Linked DNA regions of Homo sapiens: region 1 is linked to region 2. A link is a loop called in an ENCODE intact Hi-C map of the cell type or tissue named here. Cell type or tissue: PC-3. All regions are shown on one strand. Links, peaks and the distances in the headings refer to the core of each region. The heading gives the core; the rest is flanking DNA.

What was found. A loop is a pair of places that touch in the nucleus more often than their neighbours do. Peaks named below come from ENCODE experiments on the same cell type or tissue, not always from the same donor. Only the 100,000 strongest peaks of a DNase experiment are listed, where the experiment ranks them.
Region 1: a loop joins it to region 2, with 5 times the contacts of the local background. A loop is called at or near these places in 2 of 110 quality-filtered maps.

The regions. Positions count from the first base shown.
Region 1 is chr18:70,240,191-70,245,576 of GRCh38, forward strand. No RefSeq gene overlaps it. Among named protein-coding and RNA genes, the nearest start is that of RTTN, 37 kb to the left of the region's middle. In PC-3, for the core only: no CTCF peak of the experiment used is centred there; DNase peaks (open chromatin) are centred at 3,081 and 3,551; H3K4me3 peaks cover 1,257 bases; H3K27ac peaks cover 2,774 bases.
Region 2 is chr18:70,419,662-70,425,047 of GRCh38, forward strand. No RefSeq gene overlaps it. Among named protein-coding and RNA genes, the nearest start is that of LINC01910, 38 kb to the left of the region's middle. In PC-3, for the core only: no CTCF peak of the experiment used is centred there; DNase peaks (open chromatin) are centred at 2,020, 2,620, 3,050 and 4,500; H3K4me3 peaks cover 1,735 bases; H3K27ac peaks cover 4,861 bases.

The DNA.
Region 1 (5,386 bases), core at 318-5,317, 180 kb before region 2:
AAAATCCTCAATAAAATACTGGCAAACCAAATCCAGCAGCACAGTAAAAAGCTTATCCACCGTGATCAAGTTGACTTCATCCCTGAAATACAAGGCTGGTTCAACATACGCAAATCAATAAATGTAATCCATCACATAAACAGAATCAATGACAAAAACCACGTGATTATCTCAATAGATGCAGAAAAGGCCTTCGACAAAATTCAACACCCCTTCATTCTAAAAACTTTCAATAAACCAAGTATTGATGGAGCGTATCTCAAAATTATAAGAGCTATTTATGACAAACCCACAGACAATATCATACTGAATGGGCAAAAACTGGAAGCATTCCCTTTGAAAACCAGCCCAAGACAAGGATGCCCTCTCTCACCACTCCTATTCAACATAGAATTGGAAGGGCAATCAGGCAAGATAAGAAATAAAGTGTGTTCAAATAGGAAGAGAGGAAGTCAAATTATCCCTGTTTGTAGATGACATGATTGTATATTTAGAAAACCCCATCATCTCAGCCCCAAAACGTAAGCTGACAAGCACCTTCAGCAAAGTCTCAGGATACAAAATCAATGTGCAAAAATCACAAGCATTCCTATACACAAATACACAGAGAGCCAAATCATGAGTGAACTCCCATTCACAATTGCTATGAAGAGAATAAAATACCTAGGAATCCAGCTTACAAGGGATGTGAAGGACCTCTTCAAGGAGAACTACAAACCACTGCTTAAAGAAATAAGAGAGGACACAAGCAAATGGAAAAACATTCCATGTTCATGGATAGGAAGAATCAATATCATGAAAATGGTCATACTGCCCAAAGTAATTTTTAGATTAAATGCTATTCCCATAAAGCTACCATTGACTTTCTTCACAGAATTAGAAAAAACTACTTTAAATTTCATATGGAACCAAAAAAGAGCCCGTATAGCCAAGACAATCCTAAGCAAAAATATAGAAGCTGGAGGCATCATGCTACCTGACTTCAAACTATACTACAAGGCTATAGTATCCAAAACAGCTTGGTACTGGTACCAAAACAGATATATAGACCAATGGAACAGAACAGAGGGCTCAGAAATAACACCACACATCTACAACCATCTGATCTTTGACAAACCTGACAAAAACAAGCAATGGGGAAAGGATTCCCTATTTAATAAATGGTGTTGGGAAAACTGGCTAGCCATATGCAGAAAACTAAAACTGGACCCCTTCCTTACACCTTATACAAAAATTAAGTCAAGATGAATTAAAGATTTAAATGTAAGACATAAAACCATAAAAACCCTAGAAGAAAACCTGGGCAATACCATTCAGGATATAGGCATGGACAAAGACTTCATTACTAAAACACCAAAAGCAATGGCAACAAAAGCCAAAAATGAAAAATGGGATCTAACTAAACTAAAGAGCTTCTGCACAGCAAAAGAAACTATCATCAGGGTGAACAGGCAACCTACAGAATGGGAGAAAATGTTTGCAATCTATCCTTCTGACAAAGGGCTAATATCCAGAATCTACAAGGAACTTAAACAAATTTACAAGAAAAAAACAACCCCATCAAAAGGTGGGCAAAGGATATGAACAGACACTTTTCAAAGGAAGACTTTCATCATCACTGGTCATTAGAGAAATGCAAATCAAAACCACAGTGAGATACCATCTCACGTCAGTTAGAATGTCAATCATTAAAAAGTCAGGATACAGGCCGGGCACTGGAGCCCAGGAGTTCAAGACCAGCGTGGGAAACACAGGGAGACCCTGTCTCTATTAAAAGTTACCTAAGTGTGGTGGCTTAGCTAATCTGTAGTCCAAGCTACTTGGAAGGCTGAGGCAAAAGGATGGATTGAGCTCAGGAGGTCGAGGTGGTCAAGGCTGCAGTGAGCTGTGATCATGCCACTGCACTCCAGCCTGGTGACAGAGTGAGATCCTGTCACAAAAAAGCAGCCGGGTATGGTGGCTCATGTCTGTAATCCCAGCACTTTGGGAGGCTGAGGCAGGTGGGTCACGAGGTCAGGAGTTTGAGACCAGCCTGGTCAACGTGGCGAAACCCCATCTCTACTAAAAATATAAAAGTTAGCTGGATGTGGTGGCGGACACCTGTAATTCCAGCTACTCGGGAGGCTGAGGCAGGAGAATCACTTGAAACCAGAAGGCGGAGGTTGCAGTGAGCTGAGATCACACCACTGCACTCCAGCAACACTTTTACACTGTTGGTGGGAGTGTAAATTAGTTCAATCATTGTGGAAGACAGTGTGGCAATTCTTCAAGGATCTAGAACTAGAAATACTATTTGACCCAGCAATCCAATTACTGAGTATATACCCAAAGGATTATAAATCATTCCACTATAAAGACACATGCACACGTATTTTTACTGCAGCACTATTCACAATAGCAAAGTCTTGGAACCAGTGCAAATGCCCATCAAGGATAGACTGGATAAAGAAAATGTGGCACATATACACCATGGAATACTATGCAGCCATAAAAAAGAATGAGTTCATGTCCTTTGCAGGGACATAGATGAAGCTGGAAACCATCATTCTCAGCAAACTAACACAGGAACAGAAAACCAAACACTGCATGTTCTCACTCATAAGCGGGAGTTGAACAATGAGAACATATGGGCACAGGGAGGGGAACATCACACACTGGGGCCTGTCGGGGGGTGGAGGGCAAAGGGAGGCATAGCATTAGGAGAAATACCTAATGTAGATGATGGGTTAATGGGTGAGACAAACCACCATGGCACATGTATACCTATGTAAGAAACCTGCATAGTCTGCACATGTATCCCAGAACTTAAGTATAATTAAAAAAAAAGAAGAAAAAAAATCTCTTTGAAGGGCATGTTCAGTAAATAAATGAAGGTATTTGGCAACGTACAACTCCTATTTGAATATTTATAGCCATGCTAGCCATTTTCAACAACTACTCTTTCATTAGAATAAACAAGAAATTATTGTTTATTCACCATTGCTTTACCAATTGCTTAAACAACAAGCGCATCATTTGCTCAGTGGTAAGATTGTACAAGGAGGAAAAAGTGACAGAGCGTGCTGCATACTTTTCAGAGGCGTGCCTTTGTTGTTGAAATGTTGCTAGGGCGTGGCAGGACCCACAGTTGGAGTGAAAGCAAAGGCTTAGAAAAACTCAAGTATCCGAGGGCACCCCATTCACCGACAATGGAAAAACTCACAAATTAGTGTGATGCTTACGCTGATATTCAGACTGGAGCCAGGCACAAACAACAAAAAATAGTCGTATTAAAAGTTTCAGGGTAATTCTTTCTGAAAGGTCTTTTTTTCTCTATTTAACAATGATACATTGCTTTATACAGATTTGCAGAGCACTACAATACAAAACAAAACATTGGCGGGGCTTAAAGGAGCATGGAATTCCAAATAATGCAATTACTTGAATTTGTAGAAAGACTGATAATTAGCAGTGAACAGCAACAAACGACATCGTTCGCTATTTGGACAAGCAGGAAAATGTAATGGAATCTGGCTCATGATTGTAAGAGGAACTGCCCTATTTACCTTTCCCATAGCCAGAAACAAAAGATCCACACACGATTTAAAACTGTGGTTACAAATAAAATAGTTGATGCTTTAGTTGTTTGTTTACTCAAAACTATTTTTTCTCAAAATTTAACTACAAGGGTACATAAGGCCATGATCTACAACATAATATTCCCTCCCCTTTGCCCTAGCAAAGAATTTAAAAAAAAAAAAGAAAGAAAGAAAAGAAAAAGAAAAGACTATCGCATGAATTTCTGACAACGTTTTGAGGGAAAAAAGTGACTTTTTTTCAGTAGCAATGGAATGTTTTTTTAGTGGGTGGAAACAGTAACAGCAGACACTTCGAAACATAATACTACTCTTTTATTTAATGGAAAAAATACTTTCAAACATATTGCAGTTTATAAAAATATCTGTGTACAGAAAAGTGAAATGTATTACTAGTTTTCAGAATTATAAAAATCGGACAAAAACTCAAGAAAATTTACTTACATGAACAATAGAAGATTTGTTTTGAGATCTAATATAAATAAATATTTTTAAATAGTCATTGTGTTGAGGTGGTTAGGTAATTAGTGCTTTGCTTTTACAAACAAATTCTGTAATGTATGTGTGTGTATGAAAAAGAAACAATATAGATCAGTATTTTTTCATATGGCTATTTTAAGTATGGGGGTACATTTAAGACAATATCATTTATTTAACTTAAAGCCATATTGCACCATATGTAGTCCTACTTGTTTGGATTCACAGGTAAAGTATTGATATAATTATCAATATCTATTGGATGTCCACAGTACTCTATAAAACAAATACTCAGGATGGGCACAGTGGCTTATGCCTGTAATCCCAGCACTTTGGGAGGCTGAGGCGGAAGGATCACTTGAGCCCAAGAATTCAAGACCAGCCTGTCTCTACTAAAAATTAAAAAATAAACTGGGTGTGGTAGCATGTACTTGTATTCCCAGCTACTGTGGAGGTTGAGGCAGGAGGATCGCTTGGGCCAGGGTGTTCGAGGGTGCAGTGAGCTGTGATCCAGCCACTGTCCTTGAAGTTGGGTGACAGAGGGAGACCCTATGTCAAACAAACAAGCAACAACAAAAACTGAGACATTTTTGTACCAAAAATGCATTAAATGAAAAACAATCCAAGCTGACCATTTTCTTTGTGCACCACCCATGTTCCCACAACCTCATACAGGAAGACTTCTGTAGAATTCCTATCATTTGGCCATTCAGTCTTCGCTATCATTTTAATTCCAATATTCTGCTGAGAGAGGAACACAGAAATAGACAGTAGCCAGTGATTCCAAGTCTAGCTGAGCATCAGAATTACACCGGGAGCTGTTTGTGAGAAACATTATAAAGTTATATACGGTCATTCAGGGGAAGAGTAGAGAATTGTAAAAATTAAAAATTAGAAGTTCTTTGTTTCTTTCTTTTACCCCACAACCATTTCCTAGAGTTAAATCCTGTTAACAATTGAATGTACAGTTATGCATTACATAACCACATTTTGGTGAGCAATGGATGTAGTACAGGGTGTCCCATAAGATTATAATGGGGCTGAAAAATTCCTGTAGCCTAATGATGTCATAGCTGTCCTAATGTCATAGTGCAATGCATTAATCATGTTTGTGGTGACGCTGGTGTAAACCTACTGTGCTGCCGGTTGTACAAAAGCATAACATGTACAATTATGAATAGTACATAATACTTGATAATGACAATAAAGGACCATTACTTGTTTATGTATTTACTATACTTTTTTTTTATTATTGTTTTAGAGTGTACTCCTTCGGATAGGGACAGGCAGCAGAGAAATTCTAGGCAGAAAAAGGTGAGTCCCTGGCAAAGTCC
Region 2 (5,386 bases), core at 131-5,130:
AAAGGTCAGCTCAGGAGACTCTTGAAAACAGCTCCAATCTAAATGCAACCAGTTCATAAATTCCTGTCCTATGGAGATAAGTTATCGCAGCAAATCCAACCACAGGCAGTACAGCTCCTGAATCATCAGGGAGAATTAAAAGGAGATGATGAAATGGGTAGCTTTTAGATTAATACAACGGTATAAAACCCAGGGAATGAGAGAATCTTGAGACTGTTATTTTCTGTATCTGCCATGACAAACGTTCCTTAATTCTTTAAACACTCATTAAAGAAATGAAAATTACTTTCTCATTCTCTAAAAACAATTAACAAACTTGTAGAGGGGAGAGAGTCTGGGGGAATGGGAATTGAAGATGAAGGGATGGGGGAAACGTCCGCTGGAGAAAAGCGAGAGACACACGTTTTACCAGAAATTGAGCGCTTAGGATTTTTGGCATTGCTGTTATGAAGACAGGAAGTTCTGATGGACATTTATTAGGATTGCCAGATAGAACACAGGACGCTCAGTTAAATTTGAATTTCAATTAAACAACCAATAGTACATGAGACAGTTGCATTCCATATATTTCTTGGGACTAAAAACATCATTCCCTTCCAGGAGAGAGTGATGTTGCACCATAGCAGGGGTTAGCAAACTATGACCTGTGGGCCAAATCCAATCCTCTTCCTGTTTTTGTAAATAAAGTTATATTGCAACACGGCCTGCTCATTCATTTAAATATTGTTCATGGCTATTTTCACAGCATAACAGCAAAATTGAATAGTTGTGAGTCAGACCGCATAGTCTTCAAAGCCTGAAATAATTACTTTCTATTCTAGTGGAAATCAGGAGTTTTCTAGGTATAGAAGTTTAGGAAAAAACTGTTTCTGGTCCTGAGGTTTCAGAAAACATGACAAATAGGAGGATGCAGGAAGTTTGGTGAGTGGGGAGAATTATAAGCAGGAAATTTAAGTGGGGATCAGCTTTTTTTGTGTGTCTGAGACAGATTCTTGTTCTGCCACCCAGGCTGAAGTACAGTGGTGAGATTATGGCTCACTGTAGCCTCGACCTCCCAGGCTCAAGCAGTCCTCCCACCTTAGCCTCCCAAAGTGCTGGGATTACAGACAATGAGGCACTGTGAGTGGTGGGGTCAACTTTGGAAGGGTTTTGTAAACCATTTTAAGGAATACCTTTGCTCTTTCTGTTTAATCTTCCTAGAATAGTTTTCCTCTCAACATGCCTGTTAAAATCTTATCCGTTCTTTGAAGCAAGCTTTAATCTCACCTTGAGCATAAGATTTTTGGTAAGAATATTTTTGCTCATTGTTCTTTTTATTTATCAGTGCAATAGTACTTATAGTGGGTTATCATTAGCTGTTGCCCTTACGTAACAGAAAAGTTCTTTTTTTTTTCTTTTGAGACAGAGTCTCACTCTTTCACCCAGGCTGGAGTGCAGTGGCATGACCTCGGCTCACTGCAACCTCTGCCTCCCATGTTCAAGCAATTCTTCTGCCTTAGCCTCCCGAGTAGCTGGGATTACAGGTGCCCGCCACCACGCCCAGTTAATTTTTGTATTTTTCGTAGAGACGGGGTTTCTCCATGTTGGCCAGGCTGGTCTTGAACTCCTGACCTCAGGCGATCCACCTTAGCCCCCCAAAGTGCTGAGATTACAGGCATGAGCCACCATGCCTAGCCAGAAAAGTTCTTAAATGCAGAAATTATTCGTCTCCATAGGTACTAAAGTGATTAAGGTAGTTATATATAAGTAGATGTTCAATAAATAAATATTGAATAAATATATATAGTGATGGGCCTACAAGAGTGTAAGAATAATTACAACATTGTTTGACTACAACAGTTGAATGCTTCCGCAGGGACAATTTCTCCGGCATGGTCCACATCTTCCAATGTTCAGTGCTATCATTTACACCTGCTTCTTTACACTGCTGACTAATGGGGCAAATCTTTTCTACTTTATTATTGTTTTTGCCTTTCTTTATTATGACTAATAACCCACTGGCCAACCTAAATGTCAGTCGTCATCTTCTTTGCTCATTTCCTTCTCCTTCAAATTGTGCTGTCAAGCATTCTAATTTTGGCTGGCTTAGGTGGGATTAATGCTCCTGACTGTAAGGCTATTTTCCCCGCTTTGCACAAATATTTCTTTAAGCAATGATCATACTTCTTTGGTAGCTTTGTTACAATCCGGTAATACCTGGGCATCTATCTTCTGTATTGAAAAAAGAGCATGGTCAAAGGATTCAGTATCGAGCTCCACATTTAATGACTAAAGAAGACATTTAATTTGAAATACCATTTGTCTCCAAACTGACATTTTATATATGAGAAACCTGAGATCCACACAGAGATCAAATGACAGACAGCTGGTTTTCATGGAAGTCCAGAGAAGCACCTTCCAGCAGGTTGCAAACTTCTCCCTTTAGAAGATAACAGCTAAAATCTTTCTGTCTCCCACTCTTGGCTCTAATTTGTTTATCAGACAACCAGCAGTTTTGTCATTGTTTCTTCATTTGGAGACAGAGCTAGTAAGTCTTGGTCAAGCCCAGTGATTCATTTCCTTATTTTTTTTCACTGCAGTTCCCATTCAGGGTTCTGCCAAGTGCTCTTTTGCATGGGGGAGGAGGGGGGGCCGCAGCCTGTGCCCTCTTGACCTAAAAGAGCTCTGGTTGGGCGGTGAGTCATTAATTCCCTGATGTCTTTTCCAACTGTAGATAAAAATCACAGTTGATTAAATGATGGGGCAAGGTGTGGAATGAAGGTTGGCATGGGTGTAGGAAAAAAAGTACATTTCCTTTTCCAAAGTACAGTATTTATTTTAATTGGCTCACAATAAATAGTAGGGGTAATTGTAACTCACAAAAGAGAAGTGCCCTTTGGAGAACTGGCATCACATAGAAAAGAACAAAAGGACATAGAAAAGTTTTACAGCAATCCTGATATTTGTGACTTAGAGTGATTTTTATAGGATTATAAAATTTGCTGGAATTAGTAGCTCTGTAGAGAAAATAGGAATCACAGAATTTCAGAGCCAGAAGGTATTTTACAAAGTGAGTCAACCTCAACCTCCTTAGATTGCTGATAAGAAAAATGAGGCAATGAAGTGCTCAGAGGTAGGATTTGTCTTGCAAGTCCTTGGGGTACCTCCATTTGCAAAGCTGCAGGTGAATCACAAGTTCTGATGACCTCTGACCTCTAGAATCACCTAAACACAGTGGAGAAACTACAGCTGGCTACAGGGTATCCAAGGTGGGTTAACGGGACAGCCCTCTTTCAGACATGCTGTACTCCCAAAGTCTCATCACATTTAGCAGGACTTCTCCCATATATGTGGGGGTTCAGGCTTCCCAGACCCCTCTGTGTCTCTCCATTAACATTTCAGTTTGGTATTGGGCTTCCTGGGGCTCTAACAATGCTCTGAGAATTCAAAATGTAGTATAGAGAGGATGTGTGAGATGAATATTTCTAAAACATAATGATGTTACTCTTTTGCTTAAACGTCTTTGAAAGTCCTTTCTTGCCAACACCAGTATTTTAAATTGTAGTTTTATTGTTACTGAGCTATGGTAAGGCCAACAGGTTGGGAGATGATTGGTATGGAAAAGACAGTTTGTTACTAACAGTTCCCAAGAGGAGGGGGCAAGTGTCCTGCTGGGCCCCACGAGGAAGCACCAGGGTGTGTCGGGAGGCAGGAGAGAGGTGGGGCAGAGTGTGGGCAGGAAGTTTTATTGTGGCTTCCACAGGAAAGGCAAGGCTAGGCAGGCTTAGGATTGGTAAGCCTGAATAATTTCAGTGGGTTCTGGGCTAGAGAGGCTGTCCCTAGTTGTCCGGTACCTGGCTCTTGGATGATGAGCGCAGATGAACATTGTCTCCGGGGTATGTGTGCCAGGTGGAAGATGTGGTGGGTGTTGGCTCTGGATTGTTAGTTTCCATATGAAGGATGGGCTCCCAGGTGAGTTGTTTGCTATCTCTAAGAATTGTCAAGCCCCCAGAGAGGCAGTCTGTCCCCTGTCAGCAAGGCCCCAGATGCCAGAGCATCAAGAATGCAGAAAATATAGATAATACAAGCTTCATTTGCAGGAGTGTGCACCTCGGAACAGTTTTCCTGGGAGATGCTCTGAAGCCAGAGGATTCTGTCCTCTATTTTGGGAACTGCTGCCTGTGGGTCCCCTCTGGCAGTGTGTTAGCAGATTAAGGTCATTGGGGGAAATCCTGCTTGAAAGAAACCTGTTAGTCTTTATTTAACCCTGTTTTCCAAACTTGTTTAACCATAAAATCCTTTTGAAAAACATGAACTGTCATTTTTAAGATTAACTTGAATATGTGGTTTAGAGGTAGAATCCAGGCTTTGCTTTGTTCAAAATCTGGCCCTCACCTTCTCTCCTGGGGATTCTAGTAAGAACCATTCACGGCAGGCAGGCTGGTTTAATTAGGGTTACTATCACAAGCTTTCTTCCTTCCTGCCTCCAAGCTTCGCTCAACCGGTTTGCCCATGATTCAGGATAGTACCTCGTGCTCCCTCCCCAATCCAAGTCTTTCTAGCATCTCCTCCTCTGTGAAGTCCTTGCCAGCTTCCCCAGCCCACAAAATAGATGTTGCATACCACATGTGAGACTATTCTAAGCACTTTGGAAACCTTAACTAACTTAACAATCACTGTGGTCCTACAAGGCTGGCACAATTTGTAACCCTATTTTACAGAGAAGGAACCTGAGATGTGGAGGTGTTGAATGACACGCAGAGTCATTGATTTGGTTTGGATCTGTGTCCCCACCCTAATCTCATGTTTACTTGTAATCCCCAATGTTGGAGGCTGGGCCTAATGGGAGGTGATTGACTTATGGGTGTGAATTTCCCCTTTGGTGCTGTTCTCCTGAGAGTGAGTGCGTTCCGGTGAGATCTGGTCATTTAAAAGTGTGTGGCACCTCCCCTCCCTCTCTCTCCCTCCTGCCCCACCATGCGAAATGCTTGCTCCCCCTTTGCCTTCCGCCATGATTGTAAGTTTTCTGAGGCTTCCCCAGAGGCAGAAGACACTGCTTCCTAGAGTCTGCAGAACTGTGAGCCAATTAAACCTCTTTTCTTTATAAATCACCCAGTCTCAGCTATTTCTTTATAGCAGTGCAAGAAAGGATTAATATAGTCATAAAGCTGAAAGGTGTTCAGGATGTCATTGGCATTCAGTGAATGCTGTTAGAATAAATGAAAACATGGGAATCATGTAGGTCTCTTCTAAAATGTGTGTGTGTGTGTGTGTGTGTGTGAATACATGCTTTAAATCAAAGAGAAGGTGCATCTTTCACTCTCTCCTCTCTCATTTAACATTCTGCAACTTTATTAAGACTCCACTCATTCATAATTTGTTCAGATGGAATTTACATTTAGAGTTT